Linked DNA regions of Homo sapiens: region 1 is linked to region 2. Evidence: read pairs that join two places in POLR2A ChIA-PET (ENCODE). Cell type or tissue: IMR-90. All regions are shown on one strand. Links, peaks and the distances in the headings refer to the core of each region. The heading gives the core; the rest is flanking DNA. Region 1 has its middle 41 kb from the start of CDV3. Region 2 overlaps ACAD11 (acyl-CoA dehydrogenase family member 11).

What was found. ChIA-PET counts read pairs that join two places held together with the same protein. Peaks named below come from ENCODE experiments on the same cell type or tissue, not always from the same donor. Only the 100,000 strongest peaks of a DNase experiment are listed, where the experiment ranks them.
Region 1: POLR2A ChIA-PET joins it to region 2 with 7 read pairs; 1 of 35 experiments calls an interaction of 5 or more read pairs at or near these places.

What each region holds. Positions count from the first base shown.
Region 1 is chr3:133,529,893-133,535,279 of GRCh38, reverse strand. No RefSeq gene overlaps it. Among named protein-coding and RNA genes, the nearest start is that of CDV3, 41 kb to the left of the region's middle. In IMR-90, for the core only: no CTCF peak of the experiment used is centred there; DNase peaks (open chromatin) are centred at 2,169 and 3,099; H3K27ac peaks cover 1,578 bases.
Region 2 is chr3:132,591,492-132,596,878 of GRCh38, reverse strand. The region is part of intron 13 of ACAD11 (acyl-CoA dehydrogenase family member 11); the gene reads left to right. The region is part of intron 39 of NPHP3-ACAD11 (NPHP3-ACAD11 readthrough (NMD candidate)); the gene reads left to right. Among named protein-coding and RNA genes, the nearest start is that of ACKR4, 3.1 kb to the left of the region's middle. In IMR-90, for the core only: no CTCF peak of the experiment used is centred there; DNase peaks (open chromatin) are centred at 1,638 and 2,788; H3K27ac peaks cover 1,775 bases.

The sequences.
Region 1 (5,387 bases), core at 240-5,239, 940 kb before region 2:
GTCACTTTTACCCCAGCAGTTTATTTTAATCTGTTTTATTATAGTGGGTTTCCAAGAAATATTTCATTAGAAGAAAACATTTGATTACTAAGTGGCCTCCCTGCTTTAAAAAATTCTCCTTTTGGCTGGGTGTAGTGGCTCACACCTGTAATCCTAGCACTTTGGGAGGCTGAGGCAGGCAGATCACCTGAGGTTGGGAGTTTGAGACCAGTCTGACCAAAATGGACAAACCCCATCTCTACTAAAAATACAAAATTAGCCGAGCATGGTGGCACATGCCTGTGATACCATCTACTTGGGAAGCTGAGGCAGGAGAATTGCTTGAACCTGGGAGGCGGAGGTTACCATGAGCCAAGATCGTGCCATTGAACTCCAGCCTAAGCAACAAGAGTGAAACTCCATTTTTAAAAAAAAAAAAATTATCCTTTTGGCAACAATGTGGGGAAATTGGAACCCCCTTACATTGCTGGTGGGAACATAAAATGATGCAGACACTATGGCAAACAGTTGGGCAGTTCCTCATAAGTTTACCTTATGACCTAGCAATTCTACTCCTGGGTTTATACTCAAAAGAATTGAAAACAGGTATTCAACTGAAAACCTGTAATGTTCATAGTAGCACTATTCACAATAGCCAAAAGGTGGAAACAACCCAAATGTTTATCAACTGATAAATGGATGAACAAAATGTATCTATCCCTACAATAAAGAGTTATTCAGGCATTAAAAAGGAATGAAGTACTGATGCATGCTACAATATGGACGACCCTCAAAAACAGTGTATGAAGTGAAAGGAGTAAGACACAATGGGCCACATATTGTATGATGCCATTTATGCAAAACATCCAGAACAGGCAAATCCATAGAGACAGAAAGCCAACCAGTGGTTGCCAGCGTCAGGGGGAGGGGGAGGCAATGAAGAATGACTGCTTAATGGATATAGGGTATCTTTTGGGGATGATTAAATGTCCTGGAACTAAGTAGTGATAATGGTCGTACAACATTATGAATGTACTTAATGTCGGTAACAGTAAATTTTTTTTTTTTTTTGAGACGGAGTCTCGCTCTGTCTCCCAGGCTGGAGCGCAGTGGCACTATCTTGGCTCACTGCAAGCTCCGCCTCCCGGGTTCATGCCATTCTCCTGCCTCAGCCTCCCGAGTAGCTGGGACTACAGGTGCCCGCTACCACGCCCGGCTAATTTTGTGTATTTTTAGTAGAGGCGGGGTTTCACTGTGTTAGCCAGGATGGTCTCGATCTCCTGACCTCATGATCCGCCCGCCTCTGCCTCCCAAAGTGCTGGGATTACAGGTGTGAGCCACCACGCCCGGCCGGTAACAGTAAATTTTAATTGTATTTTTACCACAATAAAAAAAAATCCTGATAGACAGATCTAGAACAACCATCTCATTTTTTACTAACAAGGAAACTGAGGTCAGACAGCAGAAATGATGGCTGTGTGTGGTGGCTCATGCCTGTAATCTCAACACTTTAAGAGGCCTAGTTGGGTGGATTGCTTGAGTCTGGGAGTTTGAGAGCAGCCAAGGCAACATGGTAAAACCCTGTCTATACCAGCAAGAACAACAACAACAACAACAACAAACAAAAGAAAAAACAACAAAAAAGAAACAGAAAGAAAGAAAATAAAAGCAAAAAAAAAGAAAAGAAAAGAAAAAAAAAAGAAAATGACCTGGCGAGATCATTTAGAGGCATCTGTCCACATAGTGGTGAAACCACAGACAACCACCTGTTAGAGATGAGGCTAGGACTGCTGACCCCCTAGCCCACCACAGCAGTCTGCCTTTCTTCCTCAACCTCCCCCTCCCCAGAACCCCCTACCAAAAAAGCTAAGTTTCAGGGGCATGCAAAGGCCTGAGCTGCGTGCCACTCCATAGTTTCTGTAAAGGCCTCCTGCCTCCCAGGCAAATGTCCACCTTGCCCACCCACAAAGCAGTTGGCCAGCCTTGTTTCTGCTGTCTCCAATGCCTGTTCCCTGCAAGTATGTTGAATGAAAGACAAACCCATGTCTAGCTTCATGTTTAAGTAAATCTTCCCAAGGGCCTCACCCACAGCTGCAGCTGTCTGAGCGGGTTGATAAGGGTTGGGTGGATCGGATTCTTTACATTGCAGACATTGCTCAGTTTCCCAAACTGCAACTGACCCGATAGACCGGAGGAGCTGGCGATGGTCCCAGGAATGGCTAGGATTTATCCTTGCCATACACATTTGTGGGCATTTGGCTCTTCTCTCTGACTAGGACCATATACATCTGTCACATAGTAGATGCTTAATAAAGATTCATCAGTGCCTGTGGTTTTTGTCTTAGAGTCATCCTGGGAATGTCTTCTTCATTCTAGTTAAAAGAGTTCAGGAAAAGGCCTGCTTTCTCAGTGTTCCTGAGACAAAAAGATTCAGGATAAGCCTATATGAGAACTGAGAGTCATTTTATCTGGTCAGTTTCTGAGATAGAATTATTGACCATTCTGGGAGGTGACAACAGAAAGGAATAGCTCATTCACATGCGTATTACAGGTGAACTTTGGGGCCAAGGTCTTCTGAATATATGCATAGTCCCTTTCCCAGAGTCTTAGGGTTTTGCTAAGGCTGTTTGGTCTGCCCCAGATCCTGACCTTTCCTTATATCTCTTAGCTACAGTCTCAAAACATATGATGGGTTTTTAAAGGAAGTTCATTAACATACAAGAGGGCAATAGCAGGACCTAAGAAAGCCAGCTATCTTGAAATTTACTGAACTCAGCAGCTGAGAGACCTGGCTGAGATGGGAAAGCCAGCTTTGCCTACCTGTGTTCAGGGCCTGCTTCAGGACGGGAATAGGAAGGGAGAATTCTCTCTGTCCTGACAAGATGACCCTCTTCTCTTAGCCTCAGAAGACTACCTAAAACCATGAACTTGGAGGTTTGCTTCATTCAGAGGGGATGAATGGGGACACTGTGGAAGACTGCGGAGCAGCAGTGAATGGAGTTCCTTAAGTTACTATTTAGACTGAAGTAGGAAAGGAGAGAATTTCTACAATGCAGTGATTGGGGGTGAATGCAAAGTTGAGGCTGACCTCGGTGGTTGTCTGTGGTTTCGTCACTACGTGGACAGATGCCTCATTTCCTGATGCAGCCTTTCCCAGCTGGATGGTCTCCCAGGAGCAAGAGGTTTAGGAAACTCTGCAGATTCCATCCTTCATTGGATATTTCAAAGTGTACCACTCTGTTCAATGCTCTGAGAGGTCCTGCATTAAAGAAACCTGCTTTGGTGTTATTTAACGCAATGTTTCCCAAAGTTATTTGATTCCAGCATTTCTTTTGCCCCTTCATAACATTCGTACTACTTGAGAGCTAAGTTTCTAAGAACACACTTAGGAAATGCCACCCTAATGCCCAGTGCAGTTGGTTCTGGCCCTGTATGCCTTGCAGTGTGCAGTGATGGTTATTTGGGCAGGACATGCAATGATCCTGCTATGATCATCCAGGAAATATAATCATTTATCATACCTGTCAGGATCCTTTCCAAACTGAGATTTTATTATAATTATTATTATTATTATTTGAGACAGAGTCTTGCTCTGTCGCCCAGGCTGGAGTGCAATGGCACAATCTCAGCTCACTGCAACCTCCGCCTCCCAGGTTCAAGCGATTCTCTTGCCTCAGCCTCCCGAGTAGCTGGAATTACAGGTGCCTACCACCATGCCCGGGTAATTTTTTGTATTTTTAGTAGAGACAAGGTTTCACCCTGTTGGCCAGGCTGGTCTCGAACTCCTGACCTCAGATGATTCACCTGCCTTGGCCTCCCAAGGTGCTGGGATTACAGGTGTGAGCCACCACGCCCCGCCGAGATTTTATTATTGTTCTCCGCACCAACAAAGGGAACCACTGACATTTATTGAGCATCGTGCACTAGGAGCTTTTTGTATGTTATCTCTGTAATCCTCCCCTGGACTCTATTATCCCCATTTTACAGATGAGGAAATTGAGACCCAGAGAGGAGATATAAGGACTTCACTCAGGTAAGTATGTGGCAGTGCCACAGGATTCAGGCTGAGGACTGTGGGGCTCCACACTGGTATTCTCTCCTCACCTCACTAACAAATTGCATTTTCATGGCACGATTTTCAGAGTGCCTGATTTCTGTTCTGCTCTTGGGGAATCCCAGCAAATCCCATGAGGAATTTGTTTGGACTTAAGTGAGACATTCGAATGTAGAGGCCACCACAGGCAGCTGAAAGCATTTGGAGTCTAGGAGAGAGGACAAGACTGGAGAAAATAAAATTCATCTCAGATGTCAGGTCACCCAGAGGGAGGGCAGCTCTGGCAGTGAATTCAGCTGTTATCAATATCAGCAAGTCTAAGGTTCTTTCCTTCTGTCCACTCTGCCGTGCAGGATGGTGGTGGCAGGTCCAGATCTCACAAAGTTTGGAAGAGGGAGGGCTGCTGATTTTTGCTTGTTTTTGTTTTGTTTTTAGTCAAGAAACATTTCAGAGAAACCCTTCTACTGGCCAGCAGATTTTTCTCTCACTTCTTATTGGCCTGAACTGTATCATGTGACCAATCCTAAACCAATCACTCACCAGGCAAATGGACTGCAAAGATTAGCTTAGACCAGGTAGGAACTATCCCCTCTGACTGGAGCTGGGTCAGATTTCTTTTTGTATAGGAGAAAAGCAATGGATATTAGGTAGACGACTAGATGCTTCTTGTGTGTGTGTGTGTGTGTGTGTGTGTGTGTGTGTGTGTGTGTGTGTGTGTTGGGGTCCGGTTTGGGGAGTATGAGAGAATAACTGTTATCCACTGTGTCCTTGAACCTCCTGCCTTGAACTGCTTCTCATCCTGTCCAATCTCTCATTTTCCTTTCCTTTCCTGTAGTTAGATGATGTTATTGGTCCCTATTTATCATCCCTTCCTGTATCCACATCCTTTGCAATGTAACTTGGCAGTGTCTTCTCTCTGTGAATTCCACCTGGCTCTAAACTTTGGGTTTGGTTATGTCAGTAATGCAGAAGTGAACACACTTGAGTTCTGCACTTAGGTCTCAAGAGACCTCAGGTGTTTCTGCTTATCTTTGTACACCTCTGCCATCACCATGAGAAGAATATGGCTCCCCATAGCCCACTAGGGAACATGGGGAACAGAGCTGCCCCGGACAAACCCAGCCTAGAGAAGATCCTCCAACCAACCCACAGATGCATGAGTAAGCTCAGCGTAGATTGGCCATACCTCAGCTGACTCACACAAGTGAGCTTAACAATCAATAATAATTGTTAAGATGCAGAGTTCTGGGGTGGTTTGTTACATAGCAGTAGCTGACTGATACACTCCCCACACATCCTCTTCTCTCTCCCTGTTGCTCTCATTTTCTGTGGCTGTTTTTTATCCTAGACTTTG
Region 2 (5,387 bases), core at 213-5,212:
GAAGACTAAATTATCAAAGATTAAATTATAAGTAATCATTAGGTATTTGCAATAGAATTTAACATTTTTATGCCACATCATTTAATATTTATTTAAACTACTAGAGTCTTCCTGGCTTCACTGTACTTTCTCTATCCTTGTCCCAGAGTATTTTCCCATGGCTTTAAACTCTCTTGCTTTCTTGTTACCTTTTTTCCCAAAGCTAGAATATGAACCTTCAAAATCCTTCAGTCTGGGAGGCTGTTTATTTTTTCCACATTTCCACACAAGTAAGTTAGAGAAAGAAGAGAAATTTATGCTGATTTGGCCCTCATGGTCTATTTGAACTTGGCTTTCCTCAAATTTGCATGGCAGTTATCTATTTTTTCATGCAAGGCCAGGCTCAGTCTCCACCTGCAGAAATTATTTCAGACCCATGCCATTTTTTCTATTTTTCTCTTTTTTAAAAAAAAACTTTTAAGTTCAGGGGTACACATGCAAGTTTGTTACACAGGTAAACATGTATCATGGGGGTTTGTTGTGCAGATTATTTTATCACCCAGGTATTGAGCCTAGTACCCATTAGTTATTTTTCCTGATCCTCTTTCTCTACCACCCTCTACCCTTTGATAGGCCCCAGTGTGTTTCCCTCCATGTGTCCATGTGTTCTCATCTTAGCTCCCACTTATAAGTGAGAACATGCAGTATTTAGCTTTCTGTCCCTTTGTTAGTTTGCTAAGGATAATGGTCTCCAGCTCCATCCACGTGCCTGCAAAGAACATGATCTCATTCTTTTTTATGGCTACATAGTATTCCATGCTGTATATGTACCACATTTTCTTTGTCCAGTCTATCATTGATGGGCAAATATTTAGGTTGATTCCATGTCTTTGCTATTGTGCATAGTGCTGCAATGGACATATGCATGCATGTGTCTTTATAATAGAATAATTTATATTCCTTTGGGTATATACCCAGTAATGGAATTGTTGGCTCGAATGATATTTCTGTCTTTAGGTCTTTGAGGAATTGCCACACTGTTTTCTACACTCCCACCAACAGTTTGTAAGTGCTCCTTTTTCTTCACAACCTCACCAGCAGCTGTAATTTTTTGAGTTTTTAATAATAGCCATTTTGACTGGTGTGAGATGGTATCTCATTGTGATTTTGATTTGCATTTCTCTAATGATCAGTGATGTTTAGCTTTTTTTCATATGATTGTTGGCGGTATGTATGTCTTCTTTTGAGAACTGTCTGTTCACATCCTTTGCCCACTTTTTAATAGGGTTGTTTTTAATTGTAAATTTAAATTTCTTATAGATGCTGGATATTAGACCTTTGTCAGATGCATAGTTTGCAAAGATTTTCTCCCATTCTGTAAGTTGTCTCTTTACTCTGTTGATAGTTTCTTTTGCTGTGCAGAAGCTCTTCAGTTTAATTAGGTCCCATTTGTCAATTTTTGCTTCTATTGCAATTGCTTCATCATGAACTCTCATAGTAGTCTACAAGATCCCACAAGGTCTGCCTCCATCCCTCATTGTCTCTCTGACCTCATTTCACACTACTCACCCCTTTGCCTACTTGTTCTGCCATACCCAGCTTCTTGCTGTTTGAGAGCATACCAGTCACAATCCTATCAGGGCTTTTGTGCTGGCTCTTCTGTCTGCTGGAATGTGCTCTGTCTTAGTAATTGCAAAGCTCACTTCCTCTTCTCTTTCAAGTCTTTGCCCAATCACCACCAGCTCACTGAGGCAATTCTTCACTACTCTACTTAAAATAACCCTCATCCATCTGGACTCCCAGTCCACCAGACCCATAGCACTTAACATGTTCTAATGCACCATATCATTTATGCTGTGATTGCTGTAATTTGTCTTTCACCCTGTATTAGAACATAAGCTTCATCAGAACAGGGACTTTTGTTTGCTTTGTTCATTGATATATCCCGAGTACCAAGAATAATACCTGACACATAATGACTACTCAAAAATATTTTGAATTAATAAAAACATTCTACTGTCCATTTTGATTATTATCTAACAACTGGTCTGCAACTGCAGCCTCCATAATTATCAGATAATAATCTCTTTGATCTTTCTATATGATACACAATACTGACTTTTAGGCATTTGCAAGTACTATTATTCCTGTCTAGAGCACTCTTCCCACCCTATTTTAGTTCCCTAACTCCTATTTACAATTCAGATTTAGGTCTGACCTTAACATTAATCCAGGAAGCCTTCCATAACTCTTTCAGATTAGATCAGATATACCAGTCTTTTCACTGTATTGTTGGTACTTATTTAAATTTTCTATCTTCCATAGCTATCTTATACCCTGCTGTATCCTCAGCATTTGGCTTGGTACCTTACTCATGGTACCAGCTTAATGAATAATGATTAAATTCATGAATCAATCAACTGATATTTAAGTAACTTATCCTCCACAGACATAAAGTTTAGCAATGGAGCTGGAGTTCTAAATTCAGATCTTTAGTCTATTTTATCATCTTATCTCTTATATCTCTTTATTTTATGATGCCATCTATTATAGAATCTTGATACTCTTTTATAGATTCAAAAGTATCTATCCCTTTCCTTTATTTACCCCACCCCCAACAACCATAAGCTTTTTTGTAAATGGGATTCCTTTATTGCAAATCGGTTGTAATGCTATAATCTTTACATCTTTTGAATTTACACATTGTTTTTGCTAATTCAGACACATACAAAGCCCTTGAGGCATAGGGGATCTCAGGATTGAGCAGCTTCCTCTGGTAGCGTGTGTATGAATGCTGTGTATAAATCATAGTGTATGAATCATGGTGAAACTAGCTGACTGGCTGGCCTTTTCCTGTATTTTCCCTTTTCTCCTGATAGAACTAGGAGAGACAGTGGTAATAGGGAAATTTGACAAAATACGTGAAATAATCATGTAGCTTAGAGGGTAGGCAGAAGCATCACTCACCTTAGGCAACTTTTCAAAGTACTTACTTGATGCTTCTTTAGCTCTCTTCTACTTCTCATATTCCTTAGAACTGACTATGATTCCATTTTGCTGCTTACCATAAATTGGCTCCTACTCTTAACCTCCCTAACATAGCAATGTCCCTTGTTCTTGAAGAATCTCTCTCCCCACACCCTCTTCTCATCCCTCCTCTTGTACTGTCATTTTGCTATGTTGCCCAGCCTGGCCTCCAACTCCTAGACTCAAACAATCCACCCATCCTGGCCAACAAAAGTGCTGGGATGAATCTGTAATTTTGATGAATATTGCCAAATTGTATTCCATAGGGATGGTATTACTTTGTTCTCTACCAATAATGTATAGAAATGTCTGTTTTTCTAAAATATTGTCAATAGAATGTGTTGTTTTACTACCACTTTGCTTTCTAAATGACTTGTAACAAATTCAGCACCCCTTACCTACCCTTGCCAGGCATGTGTGGAATACTGGATAATAAACTGCTTTTGAATGTTTTCATTATTGCTGTACTCCACGTTTATTTGATTAGTGGTAAAGTTAAGCAATTTTAAAAATCTCTTTTATTATTCTTATTTCCTCTTTTTGCAATTGTGTTCTTTGCCCATCTGTATACTGATTTTTAGGTGTTCTTTATAATTTAGGGAGCTAAGTATTGCATACATTTTGTCATAAATGTTGAAACATTCCCCCCCAATTTTTTTTTGCTTTTAAATTTTATTTTCTAATGTACAGCAGTTTTATATAGACAAACCAATTGATCTTTGTCTGATTTTGATTTCATTTATCATTTTTAAGTTTTAAAATCCTTTCTCACCCAGAGATTTAATAAATATTATATTATTTTTCTTCTAGTTTTTTTATGTCTTGGTTTTTTTTAATTTTCAACTCTGCTCTATTTGGGATTTATTTTGATCTAACCATTTTCTATAGTAACAACAGTAATAGCAGCAGCTTGTAACATTATTACTTAATTCTTATTATTTAGATGTAAACCTAGAGATGGATTCAGTGAATTTTGAAGATTTCCCTGTTAAAAATAACACACACTCTAAGAGAACACATGGGATTTTTTTTCTTTAACTGTGGGATTGTACAATGAACATCTTTTTTCATATAAGGGAAATTTTATTGTAAAATAGTACTTACTCCAATTTGAATTGTTAGTATTAAAGCTAAAACCAAATGAAGTTCAGGTGTTCTACCTCAGAAATTCTATGTTGGTAGAAGAAACGGCCTTGAGAATTTGTGGATGGCTATCTATGCTTCATAGTATGTAATTGTTTACATCACTTTCTTAATTGTTACAAACCACACTATACTCAAAGGTCATGTTTTTTTATCCACCTATCATCTCTCCTTTTGTTAGAAAATGATTTTGTGGGTAAAAGCCTAAGAAATTAAAAATCATCAACTAACATCAGGGAGATGTAATTTTTAGCCTGACTTAATCCTGGCACTTGAACAGCCTTGAAATACCACAGTGTCTGGATTAAAAACAAAATTACTTTATCTAAGCCATCTGTTTTCATTCATGAAGGCCTGTGACACAGCATATATGTTTAAATGTTCTCTGTTCTATTCAGATTTCCTCTAATATATTTTATTTATGACATTGGGTATCTTGTTCATTAACTAAAATGACACAAACAAGCAAAACTCTCTATAAAAGAAGGTTGTTTCAACTGCTGCACTTGCCAAATTCTGCTTGTAGCTAAGGGGAGATGATATCTTTGGGAAGGGTTTTTCTCATTTTTCTGAAACATCATTGTTAAATACAAATATTTCAAATTCTACAAACTATGTATTCACCCTTACTTCCTCTACTTCATGATGACAACAGACATCCAACTTAAAAATTGTATTTTTTAGAATATTAATTGTTCTCCATATAAGATTGAGGAAGACAGAATCAAAGAATTATTTGCCTTACTTCTTGAGTTTCTTCAAAATTTACCTGGTATCGGAAATCTATTGGGCATTTATATAAGGCTGTGGCAACATTTTTGTTTCTTTGCTTTGTTTGGAGACAAAATCTCACTCTATTGCCTAGGCTAGAATGCAGTGGCATGATCACGGCTCACTGCAACCTTGACTTCCCGGGGCTCAAGCAGTCCTGCCATCTCAACATCCCGAGTAGCTGGGACTACAGATGTGCTGCACCGTGCTTGGTGAATTTTTAAATTTTTTTGTATAGACGAGGTGTCGCTAGGTTGCCCGGGCTGGTTTCAAACTCTTGAGCTCAAGCGATCCTGCCACTTCAGCCTCCCAAAATTCTGGGATTACAGATATGAGTCATCATGCCCGGCCAACATTTTTAAATGATAGAAAGAATGAGGTAAGAAGTAATATTGGGAAATATTAGATACAAAATTATATATTCTGAATATTCGAAAAAGAGGGCTTTAGACCAGGGTTCAAAGGAA